Linked DNA regions of Homo sapiens: all the other regions are linked to region 4. The links are chromatin contacts, found by Hi-C or POLR2A ChIA-PET in ENCODE. All regions are on one chromosome and are shown on one strand. Each heading gives the region's core, a stretch centred on a gene start or an enhancer-like site at or near the end of the contact. The rest is flanking DNA. Distances are from core to core; before and after follow the strand shown.

Region 1 (5,057 bases), core at 1,347-3,846, 100 kb after region 4:
AATTTTTATTTTTAAGGTCTTCTTTTCTGAGGAAATCAGTTGTCCAATTTTCAAATGGGTCCTTGACTACCCTCAAAGGTTAAAAATGATTTCCAGGTGAAAAATAAAGAAAAACACTGTTGCATTCTCTATTTTTTTTTTCTAAAAGTCAAATCAAGTATGGGAAATTCCAGTTATCCAGGGTGCCTCAACCAGGGAGCTTCTGGCTGCTTGAACATGGAGTCACCACACACGGTCCATGTGTAATTGCCCAATGGGCTCTCCATACCCACTGCCTAGACAGAGCCGATTTATCAAGACAGGGGAATTGCAGTCGAGAGTTTAATTCACGCAGAGCCGGCTGCACAGGAGACTGGAGTTTTATTACTACTCAAACCAGTCTCCCTGAAAACTTGGGGATCTGGGTTTTTAAGGATAATTTGGTGGGTTGGGGGGGTTGGAAAATGGGGAATGCTGATTGGTTGGGTAGAAGATAAAATTGTTGCTGGAAAGGGGTCCCAATCCAGACACCAGGAAAGGGTTCTTGGATCTCACGCAAGAAAGAATTCAGGGCAAGTCCATCAAGTTGGTGACTCCATAGGCAGGGCAGTGGCATGAGCTGCTCGAGGGAGTATACTTAGTTACTTCTTGATTATATGCTAAACAAGCGGTGGATTATACACGAGTTTTCCAGGAAAGGGGAAGGCAATTCCAGGAACTGAAGGTTACTCCCTCTTTTAGACCATAGGGGGTAACTTCTGGACGTTGCCATGGCATTTGTGAACCGTAATGGTGCTGGTAGGAGTGTCTTTTAGCATGCTAAACATTATAATTAGAGTATAATAAGCAGTGAGGATGACCACAGCTCATTATACTCTAATTATTAAAAGACGTCGCCATCTTGGTTTTGGTGGGTTTTGGCCAGCTTCTTTACCACATCCTGTTTTATCAGCAAGGTCTTTATGACCTGTATCTTGTACTGACCTCTTACCTCATCCTGTGACTAAGAATGCCTAACCTCCTGGGGATGCAGCCCAGCAGGTCTCAGCCTTATTTCACCCAGCCCCTACTCAAGATGGAGTCGCTGTGGTTCAAACACCTCTGACAAAATCACGGAAAGTCGAAGCTGTCCTCTTTTGCTGAATCAGTTCCTGGGTAGAGGCCACAGGATCCCATGTGGTGCCAGCTGATCATCGATCATCATGTGCAGGGTCTACAAATCATCTCAAGCACTGATCTTAGGCCTTACCATAGTGAGTTTATTCTCAGGAGCAATTTGGGATGGCTCAGAATCTTGGAGTCTCCAGATGCATGACTCCTAAACCCTAATTTCTAACCTTACAGCTAATTTGTTAGTCCTGCAAAGGCAGTGTAGTCCCCAGGCAAGAAGGGAGTTTGTTTTGGGAAAGGGCTGTTATTGTTTTTGTTTCAAAGCAAAACAATAAACCAAGTTCCTCCCAAAGTTAGTTCATGCCCAGGAATGACAAGGACAGCTTGGGGGTTGGAAGCAAGATGGAGTCAGTTAGGTGAGATCTCTTTCACTGTCATAGTTGTCTGTTATAATTTTGCAAAGGCAGATCTACCATTTCTCTGAAGGTTGAGTTTGGGATGTGGTAGCCTTTGAGTACCCGTCCTGTTGCTGTGTGTGTGTTCAGGGCAATCCAGGAAATCTGGAGAAACCAGAGTGTGTGGTCCCCCTTCCCCATTTCTCTAGTGGATCAGGTAGGAGGGTGACTGAGGAAATGTGTCCTGGGATACTTCCTGCCTCCCAGGGTGTGTGGGACTCAGCCCTTCCCCAGCCTGCAGAGGATGGGGGGGGGGGGGGGCTTTGCCAGCAGTCAAGTCCTGTGCCCCAGGGGACCAGGAAGCCTGTATCAACTCCTCGCTACCCCAGCCAGAAGCAGCAAACGCTCCACCCTGTCCTGCTGCCTGATGGGCAGAGTTGTTTTTTTTGTTTTTGTTTTTGTTTTCAGACACAGTCTCATTCTGTCGCCCAGGCTGGAGTGCAGTGGCGCAATCTCAGCTCACTGCAACATCTGCCTTCCAGGCTCAAGCGATTCTCCTGCCTCAGCCTCCCGAGTAGCTGGGACTACAGGTGCCCGCCACCATGCCCAGCTAATTTTTGTATTTTTAGTTGAGACGGGGTTTCACCATGTTGGCCAGGATGTTCTCGAACCCCTGACCTCGTGATCCGCCCGCCTCGGCCTCCCAAAGTGCCGGGATTACAGGCGTGAGCCACCGCGCCCGGCTTGAGCACAGACTTTTAATCAGATTTTTTCTTTCTTTAAATTCCTGTGAGACCAGCCGCCTGAGGGATTAAGAATATCGAGGGATGGAAGGGAGAGTAAAAGAACGGGCACTTTTCCCTAGGGAAAAGGAGGCATGCCGGGGGGGCGGAGGGAAGGAGGGGGTGTGGAGGAGGGAAGGAGGGAAAAGGGGGAGGGAGGAGAGGGAGGAGGGGGCGCGGAGGAAGGGGCGGGCTTCCCCCTGCCGGCCTCCCTTCCTTCCCCGCTGCCTCCGCCTCTCGCACTAGCGCCCCGCACCTGTGGCGCCCCTGCTCCGCCCAGTCCCGCGGCCTCCTCGCCCCTAGTCCCCGGCGCTCCCCGCCCCTTCCCGTGGGATCCGCCCCTCCGCCAGCCCCGCTGGCTTCCCCTCTCCGCCACCCCGGACTCAGAACCTCCCCTCCCCCGCCGGGGCCTGGGCGCGCCTGCCCTTCGCTCCCCGACCTCCTGCTGCAGCTCTGGGCCCCTCGGCCGCTCCCTCCCCTCCTCCCTTGCTCACCCCACGGTTGGCCGCGGATCTCCAGCACGCCGCCCCAGTCCTCGGCGTCCCGCAGCGCCTGCCAGGGTCGCCGAGCCTCCCCTGCCTCCTGGCCGCCTCTGCAGTGCCGTCCTCCCGGGGCTGGCTCTCTCCCCAGGCCCCCGCTTTGGCCACCCAGGCACTTTCCGCCCTGAGCGTGGCAGCTGCTGCCGGGGGTCCTGGGACCGCGGGATGGGAACTCCCACGCAGCGTCCCACAGGCTCCTGGCCGCCGCGAGCCCGCGCGACTCGCACGAGCATGTCCACCCGCAGCGAGGGGCCGGTCACTGCTACGGAGCCCGCCAGAAGGCAAAGCCCCAGACAGCAAATAGGGAGGCGGCTGGCACCCAGGGAGGCCGAGGCGGGAGGATCGCTGGAGCCCAGGAGTTCGAGACCTGCCTTGGCAACATAGTAAGACGCCCCCCCACCCCCCGCCCACCATCTCTACAATAAATTTAAGAATTAGCCTGGCATAGTGGCGCGCGCCTGTGGTCCCAGCACTTCGGGGAGGCTGAGGTGGGAAGATCACCTGCGCCCAGGACGGTCGAGGCTGCAGTAAGCCGAGATCGCGCCACTGCACTCCAGCCTGGGCGACAGAGCCCAGACCCCGTAACAAAGCAAAAATGAAGGAGGCGGCGGTTTACTTCTGGAATAACTGCAGAAGATCATCAAGTGCAGGGAGCTGTGGAACTCCCGGGCGCCCAGCCCTCGGCGCCCCTGCACCCTCAGCCGTAGAGCTGGGGTGTTCCGGCCCGGAGGGATAGGGGTTTGCAGGGTGCGTGAGCGCCGAGGCTGCCCGCGAGGCGAGAGAATTGCGGGGGGAGGCAGGGAGGCCGACGGGGAGGGCCTGGGAGGCTGCACGCGCAGCGGGGACCCGGCTTTGTCCCGAGCAGTTTCCAGGTAAGAGCTGAGAGGAGGGGAGGGAGGGAGAGGAGGAGAACCAGGCCCGGATTTTCCCGCCTGGGGTCAAACCAAAGCAAACAAACCAAAGTGGTGTGTCCAAAGTGATGCGCCTCACAGGTGCCTTGCTTCTGCCCCTGCCGGAGTTGAGGTTTGGAGGAAGGGCACTGTGCTGAGTCCCAGCGGGGGTTTTGTAAATGCTGCGGTATTGGTCTCTCACGGTTCACGGAGCAATCACCACACTTGCTTGACCTCCTGGAAAGCCTTACTCTCTTTTTATAATTAAAAACAATTTTTTTTGGCCGGGTGCGGTGGCTCATGCCTGTAATCCCAGCACTTTGGGAGGCCCAGGCCGGCGGATCACCTGAGGTCGGGAGTCGGAGACCAGCCTGACCGACGTGGAGAAACCCCATCTCTACTAAAAATACAAAATTAGCCGGGCGTGGTGGTGCATGCCTGTAATCCTAGCTACTCAGGAGGCTGAGGCAGAAGAATTGCTTGAACCCAGGAGGCGGAGGTTGCAAGTGAGCCAAGATTGCGCCATTGCACTCCAGCCTGGGCAACAAGAGCGAAACTCTTGTCTCAAAAAAAAAAAAGAAAAAATTTTTTTTTAGCGACAGGGGTCTCACTATGTAGGCCAGGCTAGTCTCAAACTCCTGGGCTCAAGTGTTCCTCCAGCCTTGGCCTCCCAAAATGTTGGGATTACAGACATGAGTCACCGAGCCCAGCCAGCCTTACTGTTCAGAATGATGTCACATCTTTGTGGACTGTTGAAAATAAGGTTGTCTTCCTCAGTCTCCTAGAAGCCCCAAAATAGCCATGCAGATGTCCAAGCAGTTCTGGTTTGATTATCAAGGAGCATGTGTAAAATAGCTACGTGTGAATGGGGTCTCTGCAAATGGAAACTGGCGGGGGAGGCTCAGGACTCTTAAGAGGTCTGCAGGAGAAAGTGCATAATGAACACACACCCATGGCCTCTCCCCATGTGCCAGGGCATCCTCCCACACAGGCCGAAAGTGCTCTGCAGAACAAAGTGCTTTTGGTCCACAAAACGCCTCCCAGCTCTTGCCTGCAAAGGGAAGAAAGGATAGCTGAGAATCATGAAGCAGAATGCCGGGAGATTTATGGAAACCCCCTCTGATAGCTCAATCTAATTGCAGCTCCCTCCAGCGTGCCAAATGCTGCTAATGGACAGCCGCTCCTGCCGCTCTGATGTTGCTAGACCTCCTCAGCACTCAGCCCAAGGCAGCCAGGAAGAATGAACGAATGGTGATTCAGAGGGAAAGGAGGAAGCTGCGTGGCATTTCAGAGATACTTATTTTAAAACTGCTGGTGGCCATGTCTTCTTTTCATATCAGAGCTAATGAGTTTTGATATGTG
Region 2 (5,285 bases), core at 1,371-3,870, 65 kb after region 4:
TTCAACACCAGCCTGGCCAAAATGGTGAAACTGTCTCTACTAAAAATACAAGAATTCACTGGGCGTGGTGACGGGTGCCTGTAATCCCAGCTACTCGGGAGGCTGAGGCGAGAGAATCGCTTGAACCCGGGAGGCGAAGGTTGCAGTGAGTCGAGATCGTGCCTCTGCACTCCAGCCTGGGTGGAGACTTCATCTCAAAAAAAAGAAAAAGAAAAAACGGGGTGGGGGTTTCATGAGGGGCTCACTGCTCGGGGTCTTACCTGGGTTCTGCCAGTGGTGGGGCTGTTACTTTCCACTGGCAGCCACACCAAGCTGGCCACACCTGGCACCTCTGGTGTGGTGGCTGGGGATGCCCTGGAGACGAGGTCTTCAGATGCCCCTTCATGTGCACCAGATGCCAAGTGCCTGCTGTAGGGGAGGGTGGCGGAGACCCTAAGGTTCGGTGTGCAGGAGGATTAGCCGGTTTGCCAGACAAGCTTAGAGCATGTCTTTACCCCACTTGCCCTGTGGGGTAAGGGTAAGAACTGTCACCCTTTGGTGCTGGCTCCTGTGCCAGGACCCCCTCCCAGGACAAGTGCACACGATCCCCTCCCAGCAGAGCTTGGATATAGCCCTGCAACTTGCAGTAGGCTCCGCCCACCTCTTCCCTACAACCCCCACTCCTGTTTGGGGCTGTAAAAGTAGAAAAAAACTCCCATAAAACCCAAAATGCTTTTTCTACTCTCACCCCACAAAAATCAACACAGAAGACTTCTATGGCCAAATGTGCAGGGATTTCTCCCCAAAAATAAACAAGCAATCGGTTCTGCAGTGGACACCAGCTGGGTATCCCCCAATTCAGTTCCAATACTGTCTACCTGGAGAGAGTATCAGATCCCAGAGGGTGAGGGCTCTGTGCCCAAGACTACCCCCCTTCCCAGCCCCGCTAGATACCAGCAACAAGTCCGGGGCCTCCAGAACTCCTGCCTGACTGGCTTCAAGTTGGGGTCCCCATGGCTCCTCTTTTGGTTTGATTAATTTGCTGGAGCAGCTCACATAACTCAGGGGAACACTTAACTTACCTTTAGTGGCTGATCACAAAGGACACAAATGAAGAGATGCACAGGGTGAGGCATGGAAGAGGGAGCACGAAGCTTCTACGCCCTCCCCAGGGACCACCCTCCAAGAAGCTCCCCGTGTTCAGCCATCCAAAAGCTCCTGCCATCCAGCCTCCCGAGTAGCTGGGACTACAGGCGCCTGCCACCACACCCGGCTATTCTTTGTATTTTTAGTAGAGACGGGGTTTCACCGTGTTAGCCAGGATGGTCTCAATCTCCTGACCTCATGATCTGCCCGCCTCGGCCTCCCAAAGTGCTGGTATTACAGGCATGAGCCACCGCACCCGGCCTCCTTAGGGTTTTTATGGAAGCTTCATGACTGATTAAACCACTGGCCATTGGTGATCAACTCAACCTCCACGTTGGGGGGTTGGGCTGAAAGTCCTAACCCTCTAATCCTGCCTAGGTGTTGCTCGTAACCAGCCCCAACCTTCCTAGGTGCTGCCAGCCAGCAGTCAGTTCATTCATGTGCAAAAAGACATCACTGTGTAGTTGCTAAGGATTTCAAGAGTCATGTGCCAGGAAACGGGGTTCACAATATCACAGGGGCCATGCTGGGTCTCCCATGAGCCTGAGACACCCAGCCTCGTCCATAGTGTGCTCAGGAGTCCTGCACTGTAGGGCGGGATGTGCACCCCGTGCATGGGACAGGGGACACAGAGGACACAGAGGAGCTCGGAAGTGTGGCAGGACTAGGCCACGATGACCCATTCTCCTGCCAAGGAATAGCGAGAGAAGGCTCCCCAGGGTGCAGCCACAGCACACCTAGGGGGTCCACGGAAACAGACCCCGTGTAGGCCTCTCCCTGTGAGTTCAGGTCATCTGAGACTGATCATTCAAGCCCCAGCCATGCGCTGTTGATGATGTGAGACCACAGCTTATCCAGGAATCAAAACAGAGGTGTCTGCTCCAGCCACCTGTGATTTATGGGCTTTAATTGCAGACCTGCTCCTGTCTTATAAAATCAGGATGGAGCCTCCACTGCTGAGGCAAGGAAAAGATTTGTCTAAAATATTGGCTGCTGTCGTCGATACTGGGACCTCTTGAGCCAGGTCCCTTCCACATTCTGATGAGGTAAGGCTGCTCTGGAAGAAAAAGCCCTCCAGAACATAAATCTATTTGACAACAAATGTCTCCTTCTCATGGCGAGCCAAATCCCCCTGTGCAGGAGCCAGAGATACAGACACAGAAAAAGAGGAGCTGGTTCAGTCTTCAAGGACAGAAAGAAAGAGAAACTCTGCCTGGTGCTAAAGCAGGCCCTCTTTGCAGCTCATTCCAAGCCTAAACCAGCTCCTGCAACTCTCACCAAAGCTGTAGCTCTTCACGGGGATGGAAAAGCAATCTCGTCGCGTGTGGCCATTGGGATGATTTTCTCCTCCCCTCATGCCTGCTGTGGACGAGGGGCGTTTCCTCACGTCGCAACTGTTGCTTTGGCCAATGGAACGTTAGCAGTTGAGGTGTGGGCAAAGTCCTGGAATGTGCTTGTGCGTACAGTTGGCTCAGCTCCTGGGCTCTGGCCCTTCACCATGAGAACACGTCCAGGTGCTGCTGATCAAAGGAGGAGGAACCCGTGGGGCACATCAGAGGCCGCCCTGCAGCTTAGAGCCCAGTGCAGCTGAGCCCAGTGGCCTGCACAGCTGTGCATGAAGAATGAACATTGGTTGCTACAAGCCACTGAAATTGTGAAGTTGTCTGCTACACAGCAATATTATGCCAGTAGTCCATCACCACATCCAGGACTTTAGAGAAGCAAGACCCTGATACGACGCTCCTGCCACCATCTCAGAATTATCTGAAAAACAACCCTGACACCAACATAATTTTTTCTCTCTCACAAATTCAAATTATATTATTCCCTCAGTCTGTGAGTCAGGGGTTATTTTATTTTTAAAGTTTGCTGCCTCCTCAGTATATGTAATTTGACCCTAATTTTGTAAGACATGAATATAGCTAAATATATTCCAGAGATGAGACTGAAATGCTCAAGATGGTGACAGCAGTATTTCTGGGTTGAGAGATTTAGAGTGACTTATGTTCCACCAAAAACATTTCTATATTTGTTCACATTTTCTATAATGTCATTATTTTATGATCAACTATATATACTTGATTTTTGAACAGATAAAGCTTAACATAAACATGGTTTAAACATAAAGTTTACTCCCCAGAAACTTTGTTCAGAATGTCAAAAACACAGGACAGGAAGATAAGTAAATCCTCATACAGCAGAGTCACTGTTCACCCTGGGAAGGGAGGTAACTGCCAGAAACCCAAACAAAGGGATCCTCAGATGCTGTTGGCCTCTTCTGCTTAGGAACTGATGTCAGAAAATATTTGTCCTTGAGAAAGCCAGCCCCTGATTAAATGTTACTATGCTCTGATACAATGTCAGTAAATCATTTCCAAAACCCCAAACACTGAAATAGTAGGGGGTGGCAATGACCACTTGGGTGATTTCTCACCTGGGAGGACATCATAAAGGTAAAGATGAGCACTGGGGTACAAATGTGCTTGCAATGGGGACATATGCAGTGAGCAGAGAGTGGGGCACACACCTCCCTAGACTCATTTCTCAGAAACACATCAGGTCACCCACTTTCTCTCCAAAAGCAGAAGTCAGATTGAGCTCATGTTCCCTTGTCCATGAATAACTGGATGTGTGAGGTTATGACAGATTTAGAACCTGCCAAAATCAGAGTGAGTGAGAGAGTGAGTGTCCTTCCTGGGCTAGAACATACTCTACTTCTCTGAAGTTGAACAAGATGGAAATTTCATAACCTCAAGGGACAGAGAGAACACTGCCCACTGCAGATGGTAATATTCAGGGGCATCCTCCAGGGTTCCTCAGGTGGGCAGAACCAGAATGGGTCATGGGATGAGAGATCTATTACGGGAACGAGACCTTGCCAGTTGCAGGAGGAGCTAGAGAAGAGAAGGTATGAGAGGGAAGTGTGCAGAGCGGAGGAGTCACCAACTAGCTGGTCTGAGAAATCAAGCTCGTCGCACTGCCAACGCTGGTCCATGAAAGCAGAGGAGACATCTACAGCAAGCTATTTCTTCAGCCAAGCACCTGAAGATGGTCGGAGTTATTGTTGGCCAGGAGGATGCCCCACAGTGAAGAAGACCAAATGGACATGGAGTACAAGGACACGCAGGAGGCTGTGGCACCTCCAAGTGTGTCTGTCACTGCACCTAACTGCGTTGACCTTCAGAGGGTAATGGCTGCTGCCTGCTGATCAGAATTGGCTCAGTCCTTTCTGCAAGGAAGGAAGGGGAAAGGGAAATCAAAAGGAATCTGGCCTTGTCAGTTTCTATGGCGAGGCTCTGCCAGCAAAAAACAGTGGCTATGGGCCAGGCAGCCCAGAGTGCCTGCTGCAGGGCCAGCTCTTCCAGCTAAGGGCTTCTCCACCTCGGCACTGCTGATGTTTCCAGCCCAGTGATCCTTGGTGGTGGGGGTTTATCCTGAACACCACTGGTCTCTATCCACAGGATTCCAAGGGCATAGTCCCTGCAAGTCATAACCAAAACCATCTCCAGACATTGCCAAATGTCCCCAGAGTGGTGGCAGACAAAACCCTGCCAGCTGAGAACCACTGTTTTACCTTCTGCATCTCAGAGTGCTGAATCAAGGTTTAAGAACATAATGAAGCTTATTCAGTCACATTGTGCTCACTAAAAACATTGTTTTAAAAAGTTTTAGTGAGAATAGAAAGGATTTCTGTGCAATTAATAAAAAACAAAGGGCTGGGTGTGGTGGTTCACACCTGTAATCCCAGCAGTTTAGGAGGCTGAAGCAGGAGGATCCCTTCAGGCCAGGAGTTTGAGACTAGCCTAGGTAACATAGCAAGACCCCATCTCTACAAAAGTTTAAAAATTAGCCGGGCGTGGCTGTTGCCTAGCAAGTAAATAAATCCAGTGTTCTATTTTTCTATCACTGTGGCATTCATTGCCTTTCCTTTAACAATTCTGGAGATTCCACTAAGATTGCCTTGTCGATTCTCCTTGTCTGGAGCAGTGGACAGCCCAATCTGAGGAGTGTGAGCCCTCAGCTCAAAGGGCTGAGCCCACGGTCAGGGGCTCTGCTGCTTTTTGTGGTGAGTCACTCAACAGCAATAATGCCTTTCTTGTTTGTGGAGTTATAACCTGAATCCTGGTCAGCAGTTTCCAATGCATGACTCAGTGTGAGAC
Region 3 (5,394 bases), core at 529-3,028, 100 kb before region 4:
GAGACAGAGTTTCGCTCTGTCGCCCAGGCTGGAGTACAGTGGCGTGATCTGGGCTCACTGCAAGCTCCGCCTCTTGGGTTCAAGCAATTCTCCTGCCTCAGCCTCCTGGGTAGCTGGAATTACAGGCGCACGCCACCACGCCCAGCTAATTTTTGTATTTTTAGTAGAGACAGGGTTTCACCATGTTGGCCAGGCTGGTCTCGAACTACTGACCTCCAGTGATCCACCTGCCTTGGCCTCCCAAAGTGCTAGGATTACAGGCATGAGCCACCACTCCCAGCCGCATGACTGCACTTCTATGCAGTACCTGGAGTAGTCAGATTCACAGAGAAGTAGAGTGGTGGTTGCCATGGCGGGGGAGGGGAAATAGGGAGTTGGTGTTGAATGACTACAGAGTTTCAGCTTGGGAAGGTGAAAACGTTATAGAGATGGATGGTGGTGATGGCTGAGCAACAGTGTGAACGCACTCAATGCCACTGAGTTGTACACTTCAACATGGTTAAGAGGATCAGTTTCACATATGTGTATTTTACCACAATTAAACATTTTTTAATAAATTAATTTTTTTTAAAAAGCCTCCCTTCCAGCTCCAAAGGCTACCTTTGAGACAGCCTCCTGGAAGGGACCCAGCAGGTCCCCCGTAAGACTCTGATTAAAGTTGTAAACTGCCACCTCCATATTTCTATCTATAGTTGAATTTTCTTTACCACTAAAGAAGTACTTTTGTCTCCTTTTCCACATTCAGTGCCCCTGGGTCATCAAAAGTAAGAGCTAAAAGCACTGATTTTTTGACAAGCAAGCCACAGATTCAATATCATGTATGTTCAACACAGCCTTGAAAACCGCAGAATAGATTTCTTTAAATCACTAAAAGGAGCCTAAGACAAGATCAAAGAATGGATCCCAAATTAACTGAAAACCTTCACACACATACCACAGACAGTCACGGCGTGTGTGTGAACACGGGCAGGATCCAGCAAAGCCACTCAAGATTGGCAGAGGGGCTGCTCGGTGCCCCCCACTGCCACGTTTGTTCTATGTGTGGTTGAGCATCCGGAGGGTCCTGAGGCAGTGCCAGCCCACTGAGGTCACAGGTGAAGCCCACAGGTCCTGGGCCCTGCCAAGGGCTACAGGACACTCATCAATCAGCAGGTGAGAGTACATTTACCTGCTTCGTCTCGGGGAGCCTCCTGCCAGCTCCCTTGCAAACTTCATTCACCTCACGCCTCCCTCCTTCCTGCCAAGTTCACCTCTGTTGCAATCCAGGGCAGGCAAATACTCGTCACTCGGACAACCAGGGCCCATCCTTCACCGCGGCTGCCGCTACTAATCAACCATATGGTCTTTTCCAGGGAAGCCCAGACGCACTTCGAAATCCTTCCCAGTCCTACAAACGCTGCCGGAAGCCACAATCAACTGACAAGCACTGGCAGACAAGGTGATGCGTGTGACTCTTCCACAGCATCCTGACAGTGGCCAGCTCGGGGCTCATGAGCCTGAAGGACGCTCTGCCTTCAAGACGTCTGACATGAGACAGTCCCTCAAAGATATGCTAGCCCTGACAGTGAGCAGTTCCTCCTTGATTCTCTTCCTAGATTAATTTTTTGTTTAATTGGTAATTAATGTTCATTCCTTAATACCAAGTCACAATTAAAAATTGCTCAAGTCACAGTCATTTGACAAACGTCATGCCTTGTTTCACATTAGCAACCACTATTACAGGTGATCTCACTAGACCAACTCAAAATACTGGCTATGGCTCGAAGTGACTCTGCTAAGTAAACAGAGGTGGGGCATTGGAATCACTCCACATTTTCCTGCCGACTCCTGAATTCATTAAGCAGAGCTCAGCCCAATGCACTGGTTTTTTATAGTGCCCCACACAGCCCCAGAGGATCTAGGGGACATTGATGGTCCTGGGTGGGGAGTTGCTAAGTGGAGAGGGTTGTAATGCCTGGGCCCCACCTTCATCCAGATCAACTCCATTTTCACATACTGAGCTTCCTCATAAGATTTCATTGGTAGAAAAGGCTCCATCACTAAGAGTAAAAACGTTTCCCAACTGTTGGCTAATGCATTGTGCAGAGAGTGAATGTGCACATAGAAAAAGCTCCAAGAAGGACTTCTGACCACACAGCGGCCCCTCGAGCTGCAGGGGCAGCCAGCATGGACTGGGATGTGCTACAAATAGAAAGTGAGGGCACAGGTGGCTGAGAATAGGCACAGGAGAGAACAGAAAGACAAGCACAGAAAACAGAGAGACCCCGGGAGGCGCCGGGATAACAGAGAGGCAGAACAGCGGCTACAAAGTGGCAGGAAGGGCTGGCAGATCCCTAGGAATAAAGGGAGTAGCAAAGCTCCAAGCAAATGCTCACCAGAGCCCATATGCCCATCATAACCCACACGGCAGCACGGGGGCCAAGGGCCACAAAAGGCAATGCACGCATACACCGGGGTAATACGTAAGCCCCGCACCCGCCAGTAGGACAGCACACCTCTGGTGCAAAGGCCCTGGGTGTTTCTTTGAAAACAATTAGTCACACTGATCTACAACACATTGTTTCTCAATCTTTTTTCTACCTCATGCCTTCTTCTGAAAAAGAAGATTCTGAACAAGCTGCAGGCAGCCCACATGCACACGTGGAGATTTGGGGGCCCTGATCCAGCAGCCCCGGGAGAATCAGAACCTGCAGTCCACATGCACAACTCTCTGATTCAAGATCAATGCTGACAGTGGTCACCCAAGGAGGAGTGGCCCTGAGGGCTGGGGTGGAGCAGAGGGTGGAACACAGCAGCACGCGGTGGGGGCCCAGAAGGGCTGGGCCAAGCAACAGGGCAGTGGGCCCCCACAAGCTGGGGAGAGGAGCACCCCAAAACAATCTTCCCCCAAGAAATGCAAAGCAGGAATCATCATGAGGCCTCAATGTGCTCATGTTACAGAACAAAGCTCTCCTGATGGTGTTGCCTTTGTTACCTTGTCTCCAACTCTGGGGACGCTTAAATGCTGAAGCCAGGCCTGTCATGCAATTCACCCAGCATCAGCAGGGACAATTCAGGAAGAGGTGGCACCAGGAGGAAAACAGCTCTGGAAGGGCAGGTCTCGATAATCAAAACCCACCTTAAAAATGGCATCATGATGAACTGTTCAGACAAGGCAGCTCTGGCTTCAGTGTGTTAATATTAAATATTTTATACACACACACAACACACAACACACACACACACACACACACACACACACACACACACACACACATATAAATTTGAGACGGAGTCTCGCTCTGTTGCCCAGGCTGGAGTGCAATGGCGCAATCTCGGCTCACTGCAACCTCCGCCTCCTGGGTTCAAGCAATTCTCCTGCCTCAGCCTCCCAAGTAGCTGGGATTACAGGCTCCCCCCACCACGCCCAGCTAATTTTTGTATGTTTAGTAGAGATGAGGTTTCACCATGTTGGCCAGGCTGGTCTCTAACTCCTGACCTCATGTGATCCATCTGCCTTGGCCTCCCAAAGTGCTGAGATTACAGGTGTGAGCCACTGCACCCGGCCTATAATCAATTATATTATAAGTTATTTTATAAATTAGTGTAATAATACATGTGATATAAATACAAGAATCTCCCTTTTATCCATTTTTTAAAGATTTTAGGTTTAAGCATACAAGTACTTACATTTGACTACTAGAAAGAGAATAAAAAATAGATTGTAACTATCTGCTGAAGGATGACAAAACAGCCACTGGCTGGTCAGTACACTCAGTCACCAGAGAAGTCTTCAAAGTAGTCCCAAGAGGCCAGTTAGGAAGGGGGAAAGGAGGCAGGGTAGGTTCTTGAGGGTGGGGGAAGCAGGGGAGGGGCAGCTCACCAGCACTCACTGTACAGCTGGTTTACCTGTTGGACAGGACGGTGTTTTTCCAGCAATCTCACTTGGGAAAGAAGGAGGAGCAGGTGGCCCAGCTTCACCCTATGACAAGTGTGACTTTCTTGCAGCCACACCATACCCAGGCTGCTCCCACCCCCTCCTTTCCCCTCTCTGGCTACAGCTCTGACTAACCCGGGTAACCTGTCCCTGGGCAGCTGGAATGTGCCCTCTTCTATAGCTGAATGTTGGTGTCTCTTTTCCTGGAAAACCATAACACTTCCAACAAAATAAGGAGGCCACCGAGGGATGGTGGCAGCTGCAGTTCCCCCCATGTAGAGGATTCCCTGCGGCAATCCAGACCCAGCATGCCTGGATCTTCCAATTCTGCAAAAGAATTCAAAGTCCATTCTGTACTGTGAACTCTCCCAAGTTTTAAGTGTTATCAAATAAACATTTTTAAACACCGCATGAGCTAAAGAAAACATACCTGGGAGCGGAAGGCCACCTGTGGTCTTGGTTTTAGGACCTCTGAACAAAAAGATAGACTTCAGTGCTCAGGGTGAACAGAAAAATATGTTTTTGAAAGAAATAATAACTTGTCAGAAAGACGTCTACTCTATGTCACGTCAATACCAGGCACAGCAGCGAGGGACCATTGGACACCGGCTGTCCTCAGTTCAAGAAACCGCCTGAGGCTGCTGGCAAATTGACCTCAGGGCCCCGGCCGCAGCCACGGCCCCATCTCCCGGGCTGAATGCTGCTGCTCTAGCACTCATTCATGACAACGAGGACATCTCAAAGCTAGGAGGCCCCCGGAGGCTCCAGTTCAACAACATACCCAAGGTCACCCCGTGGGCCACGGCAGTCCGGACTCCCACATCAAGCTGGGCCTCCTGGAAGACAGCACTGAACCTAGCCATGGATTCTGCAGACAACCTTCAAACCCCCATCTACAGCCTTCAATAGCAAACCCTGAAGCACAGTGCGTGCTGCCCTACCCTATGACCTAGTTACAGACGGGCTTGCGACGGTTACTAGGAGTGAGAGCAGAGGCCCTCATTGTATAAAGACCAGTGCCCATCCTGCTACCTCACTGAAATGGAGGGAGAAAGCCTAAATCACCAAGTTTAGAGTTGGTGGGCGAGAAGAGAGGCTACCTACGGTTCAGGGAAACCAGCAAAGATAAGCCATCCAGGCTGGGGCGGGGGCCATCCCCACCCTACCCCAAGTCTCAGAAAGGCTGCGCCCGGCGTCAGGGCACCCCTCCTGGGTAGGGGCCCTGAGATGACAGTTCACACAGATCAGCCCTTCAGAAAACACTGTCATGCTTCTCAAACACATTAAAACACAAATGACTACGGTTCAGGTTCATGGTCAAGTCCAGTCCTTCCATCTCTCCCTGACAATCTATATGTCCTGGTCACTGCGTGGGGACTTAGGTACCTCCTTGGCCACACAGTTCAAGGTCATTTCTGTTGTTGTTTTTTTTTCCTTTGGAGACAGGGTCTCACTCCGTCACCCAGGCTGGAGTGCAG
Region 4 (5,252 bases), core at 2,121-4,620:
CTGTGTTCCAATGGCTAAGGCAAATCAGAGGCCCAGTCCAAACTCAGGGAGAGGGAACCACACAAAACCCTGAGCACCAGCAGGCAGAGGCCACCAGAGTAACAGGCTATTACACACACAATAAGTAAGTGCTCACTAAGCATGGGCTGTCTGTCTTAGCTAATAATTTTGTTTCTTAAATCCAGGAGAGTTGTTTCTACAATGGGTTTTCACCATGTGCAAACCACAGAGAGGGCCTAGAAAGCCATATGTTGCTAAAGAGCACATAGGTCTCATTTTAGAAGATTTAGAGAAACCAGAGGGCAGCCCTAAGCCCCACAGTATGGATTTCTTTATGAAGCCAGCCCAGCCATCCCAGCTGCCATTCTTAAATGACGAACAACCTTGGCAAGGCAGTTGCACCAATCTCAGAGGGCAGGCATATATATGGCAATGGGTCAGTGTTCCCCACTCACAACCATGTTAACATGCAAACCTGTCTCAACACAGCAGGAACCAATCATCATTTCTGCAAAGTGTTGTAGACAACAGATGAAAAATGGTATACACTGTACCGTACTGAAAGAACTTTCAAGGTGCTTGCAGCAAAGTAAGTTTGAAGACAGAAAATAAGCCCATGAAAAAACAGACAGGAGGGTGGGAGATGGAGGACTCAGGACAGAAGTCATCTTATAATCTCCAAAATGTAAGCAGAGTGTGCTGTGTTCATTGTTGATCCCCAGACCCTAGAGTAATGTCCATACATAGGAGAACTGTGTGGAATTGCTCAGAATCATAGGAAGCTAGAACTAACAGGTTATAGGTCGGGCACAGTGGCTCAAGCTTGTAATCTCAGTGCTTTGGGAGGCTGAGGCAGGAGCATCCCTTGAGATAAGGAGTTTGAGTTTGAATCCAGCCTGGGCAACATAACGAGACCCCATCTCTTAAAAAAAAAATGTTTTTAGTATTAGCCAGGCATGGTGGTACACACCTGTAGTCCTAGCTACTTGCAAGGCAGAGGCAGGAGGATCGCTTCAGCCCAGCAGTTCCAGGCTGCCGTGAGCTATGATAGTGTCACTGCACTCCAGCCTGGGCAAAAGAGCGAGATCCTGCCTCTTAAGGCAAAAAAAAAAAAAAAAAAAAAAAAAGAATAGGTTAGAGCTGTTGAAGAGAATAACACTGCAAAAGCAAACTGAATTAACTGTTTTACACATTTATTTAACTCTTTAAACTAAAATGTAGGGGATGATGTGCATTTTTCACATAAATAAGCTTTTCTACTGTGTCCAATTAATGTTTTCCCCTTTAGGTTTATTATTAAAAGGCAGTTCTCTCTCCACACCCTTGGGAACCCAAGGCTAAACCAGGAAGGGCGGGCTCAGGGAGGAGCCAGGAAGTGGAGCTAATTCACCAGTCTGCCACCTGTAGGCTGGTTCCAGCAGACTTAAACCTCAGTGCCCGCTAGACAGACATGAAAACAATGCATATTAAATAATGGTAAAAACTGAGCAATAGATGTGTGAAAACTATATAGAGAGGGGCATTTAAATCATGGCTCCCGTGTGCTTGCCTCCAACCTCCTCTCTTTTCTTTGAATACTCCCAGCTATGACCACACAGTCTGTTGTTCCTATTCAGCTCTCCAAGGCTCACCCTTGATCTAAAATACGCTTCGAAAATTAATACTCCCATTAGGATGAACAACCACACCTGTATCGATCGAGGTGTTCCAGAGGCAATTTTGCTCAGATCTTATGGTAAAAGCCATGCAATGAACTTAAAAAACAAAGACCATTATGAAATAAACAAATAAGCAAAGCTGGACGAATTTTTCAAATTTTAAAACTCAAGAACAAATAGCAAACATTAGTTTTAAAGGATTGGTTTGGATTTCTGTAGATGGAAGTAAAACATACTGAGTTTACAAGCCTATGCGATGTATTTCAGCACGATCCACCAAATGCAGTTACAGATGTCAAGAGTTCTCAGAACAAGTGCCTCTCTTCATAAATATCTGCTCTGCATATATATCTCTCCCATTCCCATAACGTCCATTCTTTGTTAATATAGGAAAAAAACCGACTTTCATCAAAATGCTACAAAACGCCAAAAATTAACTCTTGGGGACAGTCACTTTAATCGAGACGTCTTTCTTCTATGGAGATTTGTTCACCACTGGCTTCTCTGATTTGGTGGTTAAGAGTCTGAAAATCGGTCATCCTTAAGGTCTGGAGCTCAGAAAGCACGCCGCCCCCCCTTGCCTGCCCCCTGCCCCAGGACGCCGGATGCGGGTCGCCTGCCCAGTCCCGTCGCCCACAAACCACGCCGTTCTGGGCGGACGCGGGAAACCAGAAGTCCCCGAAGCCAAGTCAGCGAGCGACCACAGGGGCCGCCCGGCCGATCCCCGATATCCGGGCTGACCCAAAACCCGACGGGAGGCGCCCCTCCCCCGCCCCCCCACCCCACCCCCCACCCCCACCGCCCCCGGTCAGGGCCGCCGCGAGGGTGAGAGGCGCGCCCACATGCTGCTCCGCTCCGGGTTCGGCTCCCACCTCCTCGCCTCGGCCGCGGCCGCTCGGATGGCGAGGTCGTGTCCCCGGCGCGCGCGGTCCCCGGCGCTCCCTCCGGCCGCTGCGGGCTCGGAGGACGGCGGGCGCCTGGCTGCTGTTTCCTCCAAGAAAAGTAACTCCGGGAATCAGCGCAATAGGAGCGGGAACGCGATGCTCCGAGAGCGGCGAGCCGGGCCCTGGAGTTATTCTGCTCGGAGTTTCGAACTGCGCCCCGCGCTGCAGCTACTCGGCCCCGGCGTTGGCCGCCGGAACTTGCCGCCCGCGGTGGCGTCCCGGCGGCCGCAGCGCCTAGCCCCCCCGGCCCGCGCAGTCCCCGGAGCCCGTCCCCGCCTGGTCGCGGACACTCACCGAGAAGCCTGCCCAGAAGGGGCAGGAGTGGCGGACGCGGGCCGAGGTGGTGAGCGCCAGCGCGGCGAAGCTGACTGCCACGATGAGGCATCCGAGCGCCATCTGCGTGGCCCCGAGCGCCAGCACGATGCGGGAGCGGCCCGGGCACTCGCGCAGGCGGGACAGGCTGCGGGGCAGCGCGGCGGGACGCGGCGCTCGGGGGCCGCCGGCCGGAGGCATCGCGCCGGGCGCCCGCACGCCTCGCCCGCTCCCGCCCGGCCCGGCGCGCGCCGCCGCCTCTCCTCACAGAGGGTCCGAGGCAAGTTGCGCCGGGTGCAGGGACGGCCTCCCAGCCGGCTGCCAGGGCTGCGGCGGCCGCGCGCCGGGAGCGGGCCGGGCCGGGCGGGGAGCCGGGCGCCCGCAGCCCCCGCCGGTGCCCGCGCCCATGCCGCCGCCGCCGCGCCGCCCGCCCGCCGGCCGCGCCGCGCTGCGCCCTCCCCCGCCCGCCCCGCGCGCTCCCCGGCCCGAGCGCGGGCGCGAGCCGCCGCCGCTGCTGCCGTACCGGGCGCGAGCCGCTGCCGTCCCCGGGCGCGAGCCCCGCCGCCGTGCGCTGGGCCCCAGCTGGGGCGGGAGCGGGAGCCGGGACCCGGGAGCCGGGAGAGGGGCGGGGAAGGCGCAGGTGCGGTCCTGGCGTCCCAGCCTCCGCGCTCACGCCTCGCGCCCTGGCGGCTGCAGGTCTGCGGAAGGAGAGCGGGGGCGGCAGCGCATCAAGGGCAACGGCATCAGCCTCCGCGGCGGAGCCCTGGGTCGGCTGCGCGGAGGGGCCCGATAGCGGCAGCGGGCCAGCCGAGCCTTCAGAGCCTGGGGACGGCTCGGGATGGGCGCGCGGGGCGCTGAGGACGGGGAGACGGGCTGGGAGCAGACAGGAGGGAAATTCCGAGCGCTGGGCCGCAGGTGTGGCGAACAGGAGCCTCTTGAATGCAAAAATCCAAGATCCAAGATGCTGCTTTTCTGCAGTTCGAGAATCTCCCAAGCCATCCGCTGAGAGAACTCAGCTCTGGAGGACATTCCGAGAACATTGCCAGGACACACACGATGTCCCTTACCCACCTTTGGTTTGCATGCTTTTGATACAAGTTAAAAGTTTGGGCTTTAAAAAAAAATTGCACAAAACGAATTTAAATGCGCAATATCATTAATAACCGATTAAACCATCTCCACTCCCTCTTGCCAACATAGAGTTTAAAATATCTAAGTACTGGCTCCCTTGGAATACCGGGAAATCCTGCAAGTTTTGATTGCCATAATTCCTTTGTGGCCCTGTTGATGAGCCAACTTTAAGACTCTGCTTGTGTTGAAAAGGGCTGCATTGACAGATTAAGAGATCACCAGCGTTAGGGAGTCTGAAGGGACCAGACGTGAAAAGGCAAAGTTCAGAGTAATAAAGGGAAACGGCCGGTCATTTCCTGAGACCATTCTTCCGTGTCTTTCTAGCAGACCTTACTGTTGGATGAGAAACGCTAGAGAGTGTAGTCCCAAAATATCTCGGTTGCTGGTGCTTGAAATTTCACCGTTAGAGATATTGATTCCTTTGGGGCTTGACGATCCTCTATTAAAATGCAAATTCCCCTTGAAGGGGCTATAGCTCAAGCCTTTATCAGCCAACACTTTAGCAGGGATGGGATTTATTTTCCAATTTAACGAGATGGCCAAGGGATGAACAGGGGGTAGGGAATTCCACAGATAGAGTGACTGATCTCAAAATGCTGGCCCGTGGCCAAACGCTGCCTTCTCCCCCAGTTCTTATCTTTAACAGGACTAAGCCTCTGGCCGGCATTGTTTAAAGCACTCCAGTACAAATTCCAATTTCCTGGAGACATTTTCTGCCTAGAAGTTCGCAGTGCAGCACTTTTTAAGAGCTTGAAACAATACAAGGCATGACCCTGGACTGGCAGGAAGTTATGTTCGCATTTGATCATCTCCCCCATTCATTCATTCATTCATTCATCCGTTCATTCATTCCTCCAACAAAAGTTCATAAAGAGCTCTCTAATCATAAGGCTTTTTTTTTTTTTACGTTCTTAGGGTACATCAGTGAACAAAACAGACAAAAATCCCTGCCTTTAAGGGATTCAGAGAGAAACACACAATAGCCTAACAAATTAGTGAATTACAGTTTATTGACATTGTATACTATTCAAAAAATAGTATACACCCACTATGTGCCAGGCACTGAAGATCGAAGAATGAGTTGCAAGCCCCCTGTACTCAGAGAACTTTCGGTCTAGTGGGAAGACTGGCGGCACACTGGGTTCAGTGTTATGGAGACTACACAGTGCCCCCCCAACCCCACCCCCACCAAAAAAAAGGAATCAGA

The links. A loop is a pair of places that touch in the nucleus more often than their neighbours do. ChIA-PET counts read pairs that join two places held with the same protein, here RNA polymerase II (POLR2A). Pooled maps may share reads with other maps.
Region 1: a loop to region 4 is called in a pooled map, with 2.1 times the contacts of the local background. The contact joins the promoter of LCIIAR here to the promoter of ENTREP2 in region 4. A Hi-C loop is called at or near these places in 1 of 168 maps with a recorded cell type or tissue (dorsolateral prefrontal cortex) and 1 of 50 pooled maps. POLR2A ChIA-PET finds 5 or more read pairs at or near these places in 2 of 52 experiments (Caco-2 and OCI-LY7).
Region 2: a map of Caco-2 shows a loop between it and region 4 (2.6-fold over the local background). The contact joins the enhancer-like site here to the promoter of ENTREP2 in region 4. A Hi-C loop is called at or near these places in 5 of 168 maps with a recorded cell type or tissue (CD14-positive monocyte, Caco-2, IMR-90 and 1 more) and 2 of 50 pooled maps. POLR2A ChIA-PET finds 5 or more read pairs at or near these places in 2 of 52 experiments (H1 and HEK293T).
Region 3: a loop to region 4 is called in a map of left cardiac atrium, with 2.4 times the contacts of the local background. The contact joins the enhancer-like site here to the promoter of ENTREP2 in region 4. A Hi-C loop is called at or near these places in 1 of 168 maps with a recorded cell type or tissue (left cardiac atrium) and 1 of 50 pooled maps. POLR2A ChIA-PET finds 5 or more read pairs at or near these places in 2 of 52 experiments (OCI-LY7 and WTC11).

What each region holds. Positions count from the first base shown.
Region 1 is chr15:29,672,339-29,677,395 of GRCh38, forward strand. It overlaps LCIIAR (lung cancer immune cell infiltration associated lncRNA), which reads left to right and starts at 2,597. Exons shown (of 2, transcript NR_135221.1): 1 at 2,597-3,188; 2 at 4,838-5,057. It also overlaps a transcript of ENTREP2 not described here. RefSeq lists enhancers at 3,010-3,540, 3,541-4,071.
Region 2 is chr15:29,633,756-29,639,040 of GRCh38, forward strand. It overlaps a transcript of ENTREP2 not described here. Among named protein-coding and RNA genes, the nearest start is that of LCIIAR, 39 kb to the right of the region's middle. Within about 2 kb of position 2,621, at least 3 of the 41 ENCODE cell types and tissues checked have a DNase peak (open chromatin) inside an H3K27ac peak, as active enhancers do.
Region 3 is chr15:29,469,218-29,474,611 of GRCh38, forward strand. The region is part of intron 1 of ENTREP2 (endosomal transmembrane epsin interactor 2); the gene reads right to left. Among named protein-coding and RNA genes, the nearest start is that of ENTREP2, 99 kb to the right of the region's middle. Within about 2 kb of position 1,779, at least 5 of the 41 ENCODE cell types and tissues checked have a DNase peak (open chromatin) inside an H3K27ac peak, as active enhancers do.
Region 4 is chr15:29,567,609-29,572,860 of GRCh38, forward strand. It overlaps ENTREP2 (endosomal transmembrane epsin interactor 2), which reads right to left and starts at 3,371. Exons shown (of 11, transcript NM_015307.2): 1 at 2,897-3,371. The coding sequence starts at 3,115.